Linked DNA regions of Homo sapiens: region 1 is linked to region 2. Evidence: chromatin loops called from intact Hi-C (ENCODE). Cell type or tissue: GM12878. All regions are shown on one strand. Each heading gives the region's core, and the rest is flanking DNA. Links, peaks and the distances in the headings are about the cores only.

The links. A loop is a pair of places that touch in the nucleus more often than their neighbours do. Peaks named below come from ENCODE experiments on the same cell type or tissue, not always from the same donor. Only the 100,000 strongest peaks of a DNase experiment are listed, where the experiment ranks them.
Region 1: it touches region 2 in a loop (2.0-fold over the local background); 1 of 110 quality-filtered maps calls a loop at or near these places.

The regions. Positions count from the first base shown.
Region 1 is chr12:24,105,996-24,114,190 of GRCh38, forward strand. It overlaps a transcript of SOX5 not described here. Among named protein-coding and RNA genes, the nearest start is that of MIR920, 100 kb to the right of the region's middle. In GM12878, for the core only: a CTCF peak has its summit at 3,620; a DNase peak (open chromatin) is centred at 3,556.
Region 2 is chr12:24,356,097-24,364,291 of GRCh38, forward strand. It overlaps a transcript of SOX5 not described here. Among named protein-coding and RNA genes, the nearest start is that of SOX5-AS1, 140 kb to the left of the region's middle. In GM12878, for the core only: no CTCF peak of the experiment used is centred there; a DNase peak (open chromatin) is centred at 4,925.

The DNA.
Region 1 (8,195 bases), core at 1,220-6,219, 250 kb before region 2:
TTGCCCTTGGGATAGTCAAAGATGTCTCAGACATGATATAAAAAACAGAAACTATAAAAGAAAAAATTGATAGGTTGGATTTTATATAAACTAAAATCATTTGCATTTTAAAAGGCAATGTTACAAAATGAAAAGACAAGTCAAGGAATGAGAGACTATATTTGCAATGCGTGTATCACACAAACTGGTAATTAGAAAAAAAAAAAAAAATTAGCCCAACACACCAAGTCCTAACAAGTCAATAATTAAACAACCCAATCAAAATGGGCAAAATATTTAATCAATAAGGTTGATTACAAACAAGAAGAATCTTCCTCAAGTCATTGCTGAAAAACTATGTAAACAAATGGGACTGTGGATACTTACAAAACATTATTCTATTGGGGAAATATTCAAAACTATACATGACATCTAGAGAAATGAAGCAACGGGAAACGTAAAATAATTCATGTGAAATGTATCTTCTAAGGATTATAAAAACAAAAACGTCAAATGGTTAAAAATAATAAGAGAAGCCAGGCGTGGTGACTCATGTCTGTAATCCCAGGACTTCGGGAGGTCGACGCAGGCGGATCACCTGAGGTCAGCAGTTCGAGACCAGCCTGGCTAACATGGTGAAACCCCCGTCTCTATTAAAAATACAAAACTTACCTGGGTATGGTGGTGAGTGCCTCTAATCCCAGGTATTCGGGAGGCTGTGGTGGGGGAATTGCTTGAGCCCAGGAGGCGGAGGTTGCAGTGAGCCGAGATCGTGCCACTGCACTCCAGCCTGGGCAACAGAGTGAGACTCGTCTCAAATAATAATAATAATAATAATAATAATAATAATAATAATAATAATAATAAATAGAAGCATATTAGAACTCATTTAAGATTCCAAAGGATGAGAAATACCCTAAAAGAGATTATAAATTTGATTAGCTGGTTTCCAACATCAATGAAATCAATACAAAAATCAAATGAGCCAAAATTGTCACAAAATTGAGGTAAGGTAAAGAAGAATCCTAGAAGTATTGAGGTAAAATTAACAATCCTAAGTGGAACAAATGAAAAGTAGTTAGGACAAGCATTTCATCATTTATACTATTCCTCTGGCACTGTGCCTAAATCTGTTACTACTGGATACCTAATAATCCTCTTCTCTAATCCTTCCAACCAAATTTTGTTTCTTCTACCCAGAGTATGTTATGCCTCATGACAACAAGCTCTTACAATCCACCTCAAACACAACCAAAATGTGAGTATCTTTGGGGCAGCCACTCTCTTCTTATTTTTACCATGCATGTATTAGTTAATAAATACTTTCTATATTCTTAGTGTGTTTTAGATTATAGTCCAAGGAAGAATGATTGAGTTGCTAACACTATTTAGACCTTCTGAATATACCTCATTTATAAATACACTAAATGGGAAAGGGAATTTGTTTCATTCAAAAAAGTGGAAGTAGAAATACTTTTTGTCTTTATAGGGTATACAGAATTTTAACAAACTGCCACTTACACATTACTTAATTTTAAAGTGGACAAAGCCAGGGCTTCTTGAAACAAACAAACAAACAAACATAAAACCCAAAAAACAGCCTTAGTGTTTCATTGGTGTTTAGTGGAAGTGTGTTTTATTCTCTCTAAGCTAAAGCTCCCTAAGGAAGGGTTTAAAAGGAGTTCCTGCATCTTTAACGTAAGAGGATGAAGACCTTGATATGACGAAAGGACAAAGCTAAGATTACAGGGGAGAGAAAAGAATTGAAAACAATCAATGTGTTGATGCCGGGCTTAAAGAGGGTCACTGAGAGATCAGCTTTACCTGCATCTGTTCCTTAATTAAAACGAGAAAGATGACAGTGTCCACTACTCATCACTATGGTAACATTTAAATATCAGGCAATTTTGACCAGCAGACCACTCAAAAGCAAAGCCAAGTGAATGGTTAAGTAAATTCATACAGTGTATAGGCTGCAAATACGTGTGGCAGAGCTTCAAATAAAGTTTTAAAATCAAGTCAGATGTTAATTTTCTTCAGGCATCTTGTAAATTGGAAATATTAAAGAGAACTTGCTAATGAAAAGGCAGAATAGGACAACATATTTGTGAAGGGGAAGTCTTTTAAAAGAGCTTTTGAACAGATTTCCATTGTTTCTCTGTGTAAGTTGCATTACATTATCTTTTGCCTTTCACCGTTTCAGTGATCCAAGCTATATCCACCCTAATTGTCGAATAATTTCCATTGTTCACTTTGTTCCATTTTTATTCTGCAGAAATCTATTTCACTTACATAAATTATTGTTTGTGGATGTTTTTTGTTAATTATAGTTTTTCCATCCTTTTTTTATTCCTATTTCCTATCTCCTCATTTAATTCATGCATCATCATTACTGTCATCAAGAAATGTTCATCACTGAAAAATGTAGCTTTATTTTCAATAAATTAAGCAAGACTTACAGAACTTCTCTTTTCTGAATGATGTGATTTATCATTGATTAGTCTATCACACACTACATTGTTGACTTCTGTCAAGTTAACTCTCTAATTATTTGTTCTATAAGTATCTTTATAAGTACACAGAATAGGAAAAAGTTTAAAATGACATTAATTATAGCCTATTAACAAATTCAGAAATCCTATCTTTACAAGTGGAATAGACATTTGTTTTATATTTTATCTGGCCTTTCATAATATCAGAAAAATTCTCAAACATGACTCTGATATACTGTATATGCAAAATGCATTTTATTAACAGAGTTCTCTCCTCTACCAGTGTTTAAGTCCTTTATGAAGAAACAGGCTGTTTTCCTATTCAAATGATACCTTTCTCAGAACAGAACCAGTTCCATAAACCATCAACTTATTGTACAATGAAGTGAAAGTAATAACACTGTTTGCTTAGGCAATATGATGTTCTACTGATATTGGGTTCATTATATAGTCATCATTAACATGATTTTTACTTAAAGATGGTTTCTAGCTCTTTGTAGCTAGCAATATTTGAAGTTTTTGCCACATCACAGGTATTTATTCTGCTTCTCTTATTTCCAATGTTCTGAATAGTAGCATATTTGAAACCTGCAGACCTAATGTTTTAACAACATTTTACAAAATCCAAATGAATCTTTATTTCTAAAGTTTATTATCTAGGTACTATAAATAGATACCTTGTATGTCTTATTTTGAGAGTATGTCTTTAAAGAGTAATCAATTTTCATGTCATCAATTTCTTTCACTTGCTATTCTTGCTTTAACAAATCTAACTGGAGATCAGATATATAGTAGCATCAGGTTACATAGACTACTTTTAAACTGTTAGCCAATTTAAGTGAGAAAACCACAAAATAATTGGTAAAAATCCTTTTCTTTAAATAGTGTTTTGAAAAACTACAAAAGCGTTGCACCAACTTTTGTTTAAGATATTTATCTTTATCTAAGTTTAAAGAATTATGCACTTCTACCACTTTCTGCCTCATTAAGGCTTCCTAAAAAGGTAATTTAACCACTTGGAGTTCCTTTATTAAAAATAGTAAAGACAGTTTTGATCTTGTACAACACTTCTGAAAGTGAGAAACAAGTAACAAAGTCTCACCCACCATCACCTGCTTCTTTATGCAAATATCGAAGCTAGCTGCATCTCATATCCACTAGGGGGATCATTACACAGTAAAAATAGATTGATCTCTTTATAGGTGTTTTACTTTCCCACTTAATAGCACAAAGAAGAAAATTAGTTTTAAACAACAACAATGAAAATCATTTCAACAGAACTAGTGGTAAAATATTTTTAAAATATCAGATGTTGAAAATATTTTCATTTATTTTAAAAAGCTATTATTTTAAAGTCCACATTTGGAAACTAAGCCTACAGTCCATGTCCTAGTTTCCAAAAAATAAAGACAGAAGCAGAGTCTTTGCAAAACATACGTCCACAAATTCAAATATGCCATAGCCATTAAATTTACTTTAACGCTAATTTCATTAAAATTTTTTCTGATGACACATTGTTAGAATAATGATGAGGTTTCAACATGAATTTTGGAGGACACATTCAGATCATAGCAATGATGTTCACACTTTAAAAAACAACTTACAAAAGTCCTTTACTGCATCCCTTTGCCTATAAGAGGCTACCACTTACCAGTGGTCCCTCAACAGTTTTGGTCTATGGATTGTTTAAGCAAGAAAATAGAACTAAACATTCTATAAATCAACTATCTTGCACCATTCTCTTGCCAACACCAATAAAGCTTTCAAAACTTCATGACAAACCTACCCTCGCTCTAAAGAAACCTAATGAGTTGCTATCATGTAAGAGAACATTACAAAATCATAGAGAACAACAACAACGCAGTCATCTTTACCATCTACCTACCATTCATTAATCTAGATGATGACCATCTCTTATTCAATTTTGTACAGTCAACCTAAGTCCCACATCAAGTGCTTGCTAAAAGTTTGATAAACAAATGGATGACTGATCTGGGAAGAGACAATAACAACCACTCATTTCATTATGATCCAGATATATAGGGAAATGCTGCACTTTTAAATATCTCTGTAAGGAATGTATTAGAAGTGCCTCATTGATGAACATTATTTTCCTAATTAAGAAGGTATGGATTTAGGCCAGGCATGGTGGCTCACGCCTGTAATCCCAGCACTTTGGGAGGCCGAGGCGGACGGATCACGAGGTCAGGAGATTGAGACCATCCTGGCTAACATGGTGAAACTCCGTCTCTACTAAAAATAAAAATAAAATAAAATTTAAAAAATTAGCTGGGCATAGTGGCAGGCGCCTGTAGGCCCAGCTACTCGGGAGGCTGAGGCGGAAGGATGGCGTGAACCCAGGAGGCGGAGCTTGCAGTGAGTTGAGATCGTGCCACTGTACTCCAGCCTGGGCGACAGCGCGAGACTCCACTTCAAAAAAAAAAAAAAAAAAAAAAAAAAAAGAAGGTATGGATTTAAAGAATCCTGATGACTTCGTTCTCAAATTTTACGCTAAGCCAGGATTTCTCGACCCTTGGCATTAATACTTTGGGTCCAACATGTCTTTACTGTGGGAGACTGTGATATGCATTGTAGGGGGTATAGCAGCATCTCTGGCCTCTCTACACACTAGATGCCAATAGCATCCCCCAACTGGGAAAAGCAAAAATGTCTCCAGACATTGCCAAATGTCCCACGGGAGGTAAAAATCACCCCCCATTGAAAACACTGCTCTAAGCAAACCACATTTCTAAACTTGAATCACCAAGAAAAATCTGGAAAAGGCTTCAGGGAATATCTTACACATTACCTAACACCTGTCAAAGGGCAAAGATGACAGTCATCATCTGTACTCATGCTTCAAGGAATGAAGAATTTATACAATGCATCCTGTGAGTATCAGACTAGTCAACACTGTCAGATCTTGTGCTTACCAAGTCTGACTAAAACAATTACCAAAAAGTCATGCTTTAGTATCATTAAAAACTGAAATGAAAGGTAATACTGTATTGGTTATTTCAATACCTAACAAATTTGTGCATATCATTAAGAAATAAATATGTTATCTAGTTTAGCTCAAAATCGATGTTTCTCAAATCCATATATTTTAAAGTCAGAAATTCCAGTAATTCACATTGTAGGCTGACTTCAATCTCTACTGATTCTTAAAACCATGATGTTCCTTATGTATGAATCACTAATATTTTATTTAAAAAAAGATTTTTCGTCAAATTATCAAAGCTGAAAAAAATACTACCATTAAACCTTAGAATTCTTCATGGCAATTCTTCAAATATGTGATGACTCATGAGGCCCTCAAAAACTTTCCGTTTCCTTTACTATTCACAACTTCAATCATTACTCATAAATTATTTTTCCTTGACCTTTAATTATTTTAGGTTAATTTATTATAGATATTTTCTGCCTTCTCTACATTCCTTCTTAATGAAAGAATCTCTATTCCATCTAGTTTTTGTAAAGGATCTTACCATCACCAAGAATGGTGACAGAATAACAGTGGTGTTTTTTCTATGAACAAAGTAACCAAGCTTATCCACTGTCATGACAAACAGCCAAATAAAGAACAAGGAACCATTAGCAAAATGTTAATACCTCTAAAGTCATGTATACCATGGCTTCGCTATCAAAGTGCATGCAAAAATTTTAAGACGTTTAAATGATTTTGCTATTGGAATGGATAAAAACATCATTAACGAGAGCCGCCCAGTGAAACTGGAAAGTTTGAGAATCTCAAAGACCAGGGTTTGGCAAACTATAGCCCATATGCCAAATCCAGCCTGTGATCTATTCCTCTCAAAAAAGTTTTATGGAAACATAGCCATGGTTATTCATTTATGTACTATGTATAGCTACATTCATGCTGTAAATGCCAAAGTTAAAGTGGTTCCAACAGAAATGGTCTAGCCCTCAAAACCTAAAATGTTTACTCTCTGGTCCTTTACAGAAAAGGTCTGTTGACCCCTATTGGAGAGCATCAAGTAGAGAACAGGTAGATGGAATGTGACTGCAGGGATACAGAACAACTTCAAGGTTCCTTTTTTTTTTTTTTTTTTTTTTTTTTTGAGGCAGGATCTCGCTCTGTTGTCCAGGCTAGAATGCAGTGGCATAATCACGGCTCACTGCAGACTTGACTTTCTGAGCTCAAACGATCATCCCACTTTAGCCTCCTGAGTAGCTGGGACTACAGGCATGTGCAACTGCCCAGCTAATTTTTTTTTTCTTTTTCTTTTTGAGAGAAGGGGTTTCACCATGTTGCCCAGGCTGGTCTCGAACTCCTGGGCTCAAGCAATCTGCCTACCCACCTTGGCCTCCCAAAGTGCTGGGGTTCTAGGCATGAGCCACCATGACTGCCCTAAGGTATTTGTTTCCTAATCATTGCTTTTAGAAAGCATCAATGGAAATAACGGTCTTTAGGGTTCCATTTTTTTTCAATATGTGGAAGTTTATTCTTATTTTCCTTATCAAGACTGAAAGCCATAAAATATTTCCTCTTACACTGGTTCCCAACCATATCAGACCAAAGCGCTCATTTTTAAATAACAGTTTTTATCATCTCTTTACTATTCTGAAAGTTCAAAATTATGTAAGCTGTTCAGGTGCTTATTTAGACAAAATCAATACAATGTCCTACCTGTAATATAAAGTAGGAAATTAAGAGGAATTAATATATAATAAAATTATATATTTATTTGAATATGTAAATGCTCAGCATGTCTACCCTGGAAGAGAAATGATCAACTCAGATACTTGCAAATATATGTAGAATCATAAAAAAAAAAAAAAAAAAGAGCTAAAAGTGCAGACTGATACAACTAGGTTGTTATCTGGTAACTCAAGAGGTAAATGTTATTTTGAAATGGTGAACAACCCTTGGTAAAGTTCAGGAAAAAATGAAGTATAATATTTATTTGTTTTCATATTTGTGTTGCATTTCTGAAAAAAATTAATGTATATTGAAGTTTACAAAAATACTTTGTTTTGATAAATGGTAGAAAGGCCTTTGGCTCAAATAATCATAAACAATATAAAACCTTAATTATTATGCTGTGATACCCAAGGCTTCTGGTTTAAGATTATAAACATTCTTCTCCAATCTTTCAGAGACACCATACTACAATAATAAATAATAAAGATAAAAAGTTTAAAAAATGAAGAGTATGGGATGTAATTATCAGTGGATATAATTTTTTCAACAGATTTCTGGACAATGAAAGGGGCAAGAGAAAGAATGACAAAGCAAAATCTAGAAAACTGCAACCTGCAAGAGCCAAGAAGCGGCTAAAACGGAAAAAGCAACTGGGTGCCCTGTTATCTGTTATACTTAAGGAAGGTTCCAGACTTGGAATTGTTAGCTAATGGAGGCCACAAAGGAAATCCTAGAGGGAAAGCTTGGCAGTTAATAGAATCAAATCCCCTCCCACTCACTTTACCACTGCATGCATGTTGCCTGGAATTCAGTAATGCAGCAAACTCCCTCACAAAAAAATGTGAGAGTTTTGTTAATGAAATTGGCAGTCCTCCAATAAAAGACCTCTCTATTTTGAAGGACTGAGGAGAATTTAGAATTATGGCTAGCATCTGACCCATCTTCCTAAGTGAGGTCTGCCCATTGATAAGCTCTGTCAAGATATGTAGACATCAGAGTCTGCAAGTTTATATGGGCAATCAAGAACCACCAAACATTTGTGGAAAGATTACAATATG
Region 2 (8,195 bases), core at 2,086-7,085:
GCAGAATATAAACAAGATAGCAAACTTGAAAAACTGAGCAAAATTGGATATTACCAATATAGCATAAAATAATCCCTTAAGTATTTATAATCAATCTAGACTCCAGTGAAAGGAAACACAGAGATCAAAGTTAAATGAAGCAATGATTAGGGACATAAAGGAAGGAAAGAGAGAGGTGCAGGGATGGTAGGTAGGGAACCAGCACATCTGGCTTTAGTAAAGAGATGAATATAGTGAGTTATTTTTTGTCTGACTGACCATTATGCCACAGAAACATGCAAATGCTTTTCTGGTTTCTTTCTTTGCAGATTCCATAGCACCTTTGTTTCTCTCTGTTCCTCCTCCTTCCTCTCTCTCTCTTTCTCTCTTGGTGGCCATTAACTACACTGACAGTTTGACAGGCTGAAATAACGAAATAAAACACTTAAACATTGTTTCCTGATGTATGCATTCATCTCTTCTGCCAAACACAGATATTGAGGAGATACTTCACTCCTCCTGTCAGCTCACTAAATTACACCCCAGCTCGCAGGCAACACCATGCACAGGCCTCTCAGTCTCAGCGCACCTCAGTTCCTACCAGAAGAATATGCAAGGACTTCATTCTTTTCACCCAAATCTTTCCTTAATACTGAATTTTCATCAACAAATTGGTGTTTTCTGTAAAAGCTGATTATTTTCCCATTTTTAAAAAAACCTCTGAATGTAATTTTATTTTGTAGGATTTCCAATTACTTGGACTTAAGTAATGGCAAATGAATACTAAACCATCGGTTACATGTTATATCTTTCTATTAACCAATGAAGAGTTTTGACTTTTTAAAACTAGATACTGACCATCCCAAACATTAACCCTTTTGACAGATCCAGTGGCAGAGAAAAAAGGCTGATCATGACACCCCAATGTGTACCATGAATAATAGATGCTTCTTTCATTCTTATTTGCACATGGCAAATAAAGTCAGACTTCTATAGAGCAAACTTTGAATGTCTTACAAATAATAATTTCTTCCAGAGAAGTTTGGTGTGGATTACATTTTGAGAGACTAATAGATAAGTGGGGCATGGTGGGGAGAAATAATGACTTTCATTGGGTTATTTATCTTCCTGTACCGCCATTAACATGAAGGAGGAGAAATTTCGAGGTGAAATATTTAAGAAATTTTTTTAAGACAAGAGAAACAAGACTTTAGGACCTCTTCCTTGCTGCATGCCTTCAACAGCATTTATTTAGTGCCTACCAGATGCAGTGCACGAGTATAGGTTCTGTGCAAAGATGGGAAGGAGAATCACGCATGTATCCTGCCTGCCTCCTCAGAATCCTGCAGTGATGAAGACGCCATCATCACAAGGAATTAGAATGCAAAGCAGGAGGTTCCAACGGAAGCACAGGGAAAATGCTACAGAAATTAAAAGGAGATAAGACTACCTACCCCACCAACCACAATTGAAACTGTACGCCTCAGCCAGGCTCGGTGGCTCACACCTGTAATCCTAGCACTTTGGGAGGCCGAGGCGGGTGGATTGCCTGAGCTCAGGAGTTCATGACCATCCTGGGCAACACGGTGAAACTCCATTTCTACTAAAACACAAAATCTTAGCTGGGCGTGGTGGCGTGGGCCTGTAATCCCAGCTACTCTGGAGGGTGACAAGAGAATTGCTTGAACCTGGGAGGCGGAGGTTGCAGTGAGGGTAGATTGTGCGACTGCACTCCAGCCTGGGTGACAGAGCGAGACTCCATCTCAAAAAAAAAAAAAAGAAAGAAGAAAAAAGAAAGCCTATTGAAATTGTATGCCTCAGTTTAGCCAAAACACCAAACAAATTTTCTATATTTTAAGACTTACATACTTTATTACAATCCCTTGTTTTGGGTTACCTACCTCCTTTGTCTGCCTATAAAATCCATGCCTTGTCTACTTTGTTCATTACCATATTTTCAAGACTGGCACAGTGTGTGGCACGTAACGGGCATCCAATAAATATTTGTTGAATGGATGAGTGAACTATTTTGTGATAATAAGAAGCAACTGAATCTGATTCTCTACAGGATGGTTTTCTGAGTTTCTTACTATCTTATTGAAAATCACCAATAAAACAGATGGGAGGTTTGTGTAAAAATGTGGGACACCTCAATAATTATAGATACTACATTTAATTAGCAAAATTGCTAAAACATAGCCAGGATCGAATGACTATTTTTATATAAAATTGAGGATTTCCTTTTACCAATAAGAAGCCTTCTTTGCAATCCAATAATCATTAGTGATTACAGTATTAATCACAAAGGTGATGCACAGGAAAATTCTCTGAAGTGTTCCTTTCTCCTCTTTGTTTTGTATCTTTCCCAAGAAATAATACTTAACTGCCAAAAAAAATTGTCCTTTCGGCGCCAATGGTCCCAGCTACTCGGGAGGCTGAGGCAGAAGAATGGTGTGAACCCAAGAGGTGGAGCTTGCAGTGAGCCAAGATCGCGCCACTGCACTCCAGCCTGGGCAACAGAGCGAGACTCCATCTCAAAAAAAAAAAAAATTGTCCTTTCACTGTCTTCCAAGAATGGTAATTTAGTTGTTGCTAATAAACATTATCAATAAAAGTGGAAGGTTACTACAGCAAGGATTACAAAGCAATAAATGGCAAGCATAGGTCATTAATCAAATCCACTTGAAGAACAGTTAAACCAGATAAAGTTAATTACCTTTACATTCAACTATTTGCTATCTAAATCATTTTGCTTCGTCAAACATTATCTAAAATAATATTTGCTACTATTTATTAAGCATTTATTTATAGACACTCTGGATAGTATTACATACATGCTTCTTCACTAAAGTCTCACGTTTACCTTAGAAAGGAGGTATATATCTATCCCCACTTCTCAGATAAAGAAAGTGAGGCATCAAAATTGTATCCTGGAAATTGAGGAATCCAAGTCCACCATGCTTTGAACCCCAGAAACATTTCTACTCCAACTATTCCATGCTTATCAGTACATAATGCAGTGACTACGTTTGCTTTGGCTTGAAATTCTCATATATTTCAAAAGGAAATTCTTCTTGGTAGTAGGGACAACTTTAAATTGAGCTTTTTCAAGTCAGTATAATGTGCAAAATACAAACTTAGTTACCTGAGTTGAAAACTATATCACATTATCCCATGAAAGAAGTCTTAAGCGATCTGATTCAAAATATCATTTTGATTATGGTGCAGAGGATTACTCATGAAGTTAAGGCTGGGTGAGGGCCTTGATGCTCCGGTCTTGCCGTTATCTGATGGATGAGTTAGGACACACACCACAGGATAATTTTGACTAATTTATCTACAGGCATCTTGCTCTTGCTTTCTCCCACTGTTCTCTCAAATGTCTTGGCAACATAATACCTTTTGAAATGTTTACAAGGGGCACTAAAGAAAATGGGCATGGAGGAAGAAGTTGTTCTTCTTGCTCCCCCTTAGCCATACTTTTGGGAAGAGATCTGAATAATTCAGACTCCAAAAACTGTACTCTTTCTATTGCAACATATTGCATTCCAATAATTTCTGCTGGTTTTAAGAAGTCAACAGAAACCCTGCTTTTGCATGCTCTCGTGCTCTTTTCTAAATTTAATTAATACATATTTTATCAAGGGATAAGGAAGAAGGCTAAGATTTTTTGTCATCAGCTTCTAAGACATCCAAATGATTCTAGACATACCCTACCTACTCTTGACCTGCAAAGACATTTGAATAGCCTTGAAAACAAAAAAGCTGTCTCTTTTCACCACACTTACATCATTCCCCAATTCTGGATTTAAAAATAGAATCTTCACTCACAACAACTAGATTTTTAGCTTATAATATGGGGAATAAAGGTCATAGGGAGAAAATGAAGAGGATTAGTGGAATTGTATAGAGAAAGAAAAGGAAGAAAAGAAAAAGGATGGCAGGGACGGAGGGAAGGGAGAAGCTGAATAAAATAAGGGAAGGAGACAGAATCTTTTTGTTATCCACAGCCTTTGGTAAAGTTACTTAGAAGTTTGCTTTAAAACAAAATTGCCTCTTTCAGTACTCAGTGATATTTTATTTCTGTGTAACTTCCTCCTCAAATAGGTTAATTACAGAGGCAATTAGTCTAGCTACACACAGGATGTCACTATTCCCTTATATAAATAGAACCAGCACACATGTTTCAGGCAGAGAAAAATATCTGTAAAGACCAAATTTCAAAATGTTATGGAATTCTGTGCAGTGAGATGCACTTTTGCCCAGTTTGGGTGAAATTTCGTGTTTTCATCATTCTTATTTGATGAATAGTCCTTATGTTTTATTATTCTCATGGAAATTCTTTATGTCAACTAGGAAAATCAGCTCAAATTATCATAAAAAGTCCAAAAAGTAGAGGGATCATGGCACTAGGTAACTGAACAGGAGTAAGGCCTTGTTAGCAAGGCAAATAGATAGGAAAAGGAGAGCTAGAACTAAAAAAGCTAATCTTATTATTAGTTTAAGCAAATATTCTGACCTATGCAGCCTCGAGGTTTTTTGTCTGAGTACTTCATTTTACATATTGAAAGTGTGGAAATTAGTAACTACTGTAGTTCTGAGATCTTAGTGGTTCATAGCGCAAGAGGCTTTTAAAGTGAGCTGTTCTAAAAACTGGATATATGTATCCCTGGGTCGCAAGATCCAGACTGAGTGATACACATGGAATTCACAGGAAAACTTGTTAAATCACTAATAATGGCATCCATTTTCGCCTGAAACCCCTAACTACTGATTATTGTTTATACATTTATCAAAACCAAAATGATAAAGTGCTCTTCAAAAGAATAAATTGCTATATCTAGTACTAAATACATATTCATAGAGGGCACTCCGTCCTTCTTGATGGTAGCTACCCAGGATGACAAAATTGAAAGACGCTGATGACACACTAAACATCTATGGTTCATTAACTCGCTTGTTTACTGTGGTTACAGTGAAAGCAAGGTCTTAGGTCAGCTCCTCGTATCGACCAGCACATTCCTTTCTCTTCTGTGGCCATAGAATATTCCATGCAGTTTTGACTGGCTCTCTCAAAAAAAAGTTTGCCATTGGTCACACCATGGCCTGAGAGAGGAAATTACATGACCATTACAACAACAAAAACAATGCAGATCCCATTTCTTGCTCAGTGATGGCCCCAGTGCATTCTTCTCATACATGAAACACTGCATGTTGCTTATAAATCAACCTAGAAAAATGTATGCTCGAGCCCTGAGATTACTCTGCCTGGGTGTGAATCCCGCCCCACCTCTTACTAGCTATTGAACCATGGCAAGTTATTCAATTTCTCTGTCTCCATTTCCTCAGCTGAAAAAGTGGGTATAATAATACTACCTGTTTCATGGGGTACTGTAGGAGGCTTAAATTATATAATACAAGCAAAGCCCAAGAACAATTCCTGGCACAAAGAAAGTCCTCAGTAAATGACAGGTACTCTAAGTATTCTGCACTGAAACAAACAGTGAACCAACAGTGATGAGGCTTTTTCAGGTTTTGTGTGTGTGTGTGTGTGTGTGCGCATGTGTGTGTGCGCATGCACGTGCGCACACGCACATGTGCATAAATATACAGGTCTTGCATTTAAATTTAAACCCCTATAAGAAAAAGTGGAATTTTAAACGATGGTTAAAATTGACAGGACAAACTGAGCCCTGTAAAGACCTCCATCAGCACTAGAATCTCCCCATAGTCTAGCCTGTCTGGTACAGCAGTCTCTCTGGGATTTCAGTTCAGGCTTACCTGAGTGTACAGCAGCAACAAGGTAGAATAGGCTTTCTTCTTCTACTCCAAGAGTCCAGAGCTACGCTGATGACACAGGGATGGGCAGAGACTGGAGTGATCTCCCTTCCAGAAGATGAACAGTGCCACTGAGAACCTAAATAACTGTTTTATAAGAGATCATTGGCTTTACTGCTTCTGTGTGACCTTTCTGTCCTATTTCCTCTAGAGGGTTTGATGGTGGGTGGGTAAGTCAACTATGCAGCTAAGTCAGCTAGGCAAATAAGTGTTTTGACTACAGTGCCTACAAATATAGAGATATGTGCATATGTATATTCTTTCCCATGCATGCACCAGGATAGCTCCAGAGTATGACAATTAAAAGTACGTTACAGAAGTCATAAGGGGCACATTTGGATATTTCCTTCAATATCACAGCCAAAAAAATAATGTTTGTTATTACAAGTCACACATACAGAGTGCTGAATTCAGTCCCATCATCTTTTCACTTGGGGATTTCCTGCTAAGATTTAGTCCTTTTGTGCAAGACAGTAACCTCTAGGTTTTAAAATTACTGGTCTTGTATTTTCAGTCACCGTAACAGCCTATTTGGACTGACTTCACGGGTAACCAGATCAATTGTGTAGACATTAATACTTAAGAGGGCGTGGGGAGAGGGAATCAACTGGAACACTCAGCCTATAAAATGGACGATAAAATCACTATCAGAATAGACACTATAAACAAAATAGAATTCTTCACAGCCCAGTTCTCCCTTACACAAATTAGTGCATAGTACAACTCAAATCAGCCCTGATGACAGGACTCTGTGATCAGGTAAGGAGTCGACACCAGGAAACTAATATTAACCTGGCTGGTCAGTTATAGGCGTGCTACCCTTTCCCCTCTAACTCAATACTTTAGATGAGTTTGATATTTAATAATTAGCTAGATATTTTATTCAGGGATTTTTCTCTCAAATTCTATAGGATCTCAGAAAGAAAATCACAGTGGGCTAAGAAACCACAGTGAAAAAAAAAAAAAAAAAAGGAGGGCTATTAGCATAACAGCATTATACATATAATAAAGTGTCTTGATCCACCAGTAGAATTAAGTGATTTGCAAGACCCAATTCCTCAAATTCATCATTCACAGATACGTAAAAACATGTAATCAAATATTATTCCTATTACACACTATATAAAAATATATGAAATATTTATTGATATTAAAACATTTATAATTATAGAGCTACTAACTTTATCCTTACTGTTATTTAAATAATGAAAATTCACCTGTGAAATAACATCTACTAAATTTTGATAAGTTGGTTTTACTCATGCTTTTTTCCTGTTTGCGCTGCTTTTTCCCCTTTTCTCTCTCACCAGACTCTTGGTTTTACTGAGCAAAAAAAAATTAGTAATAATTTAGATTCATTTTTTGGCTACATATATTTAATAGTTTCGCCTTCCCCTCTGTCTCTTCTTTCTGCCATCACTTCTGGAACACAGCCAGAAGCCATGCTGGAGCGGTGCCAGCATGCCCTGTTCTTTTGCAATTTGATTGCCTCTGTATACATCTCAGTTAGGCTTACCTAAGTCACCATTTACAATATTGAGTAGAAAGAGCAGGTTGAAATAGTCAGCATTTATAAGCCCACTGGTTACATGATACAAAATATATAGCCAAGTGTAGAATTTATAGCAATAACATTTATGTATCATGTTACTCCTAGGACAATCTAATTTATAAAGTGCCTATTGTGTATACATAAGGAATAATCATAAATCATTTACATTAAACAGTGTCAACTGTTTAACCCAACTTTCCCCCTAAATTCTACAGACTGAGATTAATGAGGATTTTTAAAGGAAGCACATGAAAAAAAAAAAAAGTCTGATTCATCTTAGGTGAACAACATACCCATATATAGGAGCAGGTGTCTGTAGTATGATTTAGAATACCTATGGAACATCTCTGGAAAATATTAACTTCCTCTGAAGTAGAGAAATGTCCATGAAGGTGAGGTGGGAATGTGGCAAGAGCCCAAATCTGTCACCAACCTCAAGCTTTCTTTTATTTCCTTCCCAGGAAAGAATGGATTTAAAACAAACAAACAGAAAACCTTCAGGCCCTATTGGATCAGTTGTCTGACATGTTTTCGTCGGCAGGCATTTTTAGAAAACCTGAGAAAGATTATTTAGATTAGATGCTTTGTCTCTTTGACTCCCAGTTAGAGAAAAATCCCAATCAGTGACCGAAGCTTTCAAGAGTCCTAAAGTGAAACTCAAAACATGTATGTGAATTTTCTCCCTCTGTTCACTCCTTAGCTCATGTCCTATTCAGAGGGGCAATTGTCTTTACTAATCTATGCTTTGGGGTTCTCAATGAAACTCATTCTGCTCCTTAAAAGCCCTTAAAATTAATAATAGGAAATGTTTTTACAATTCACATCT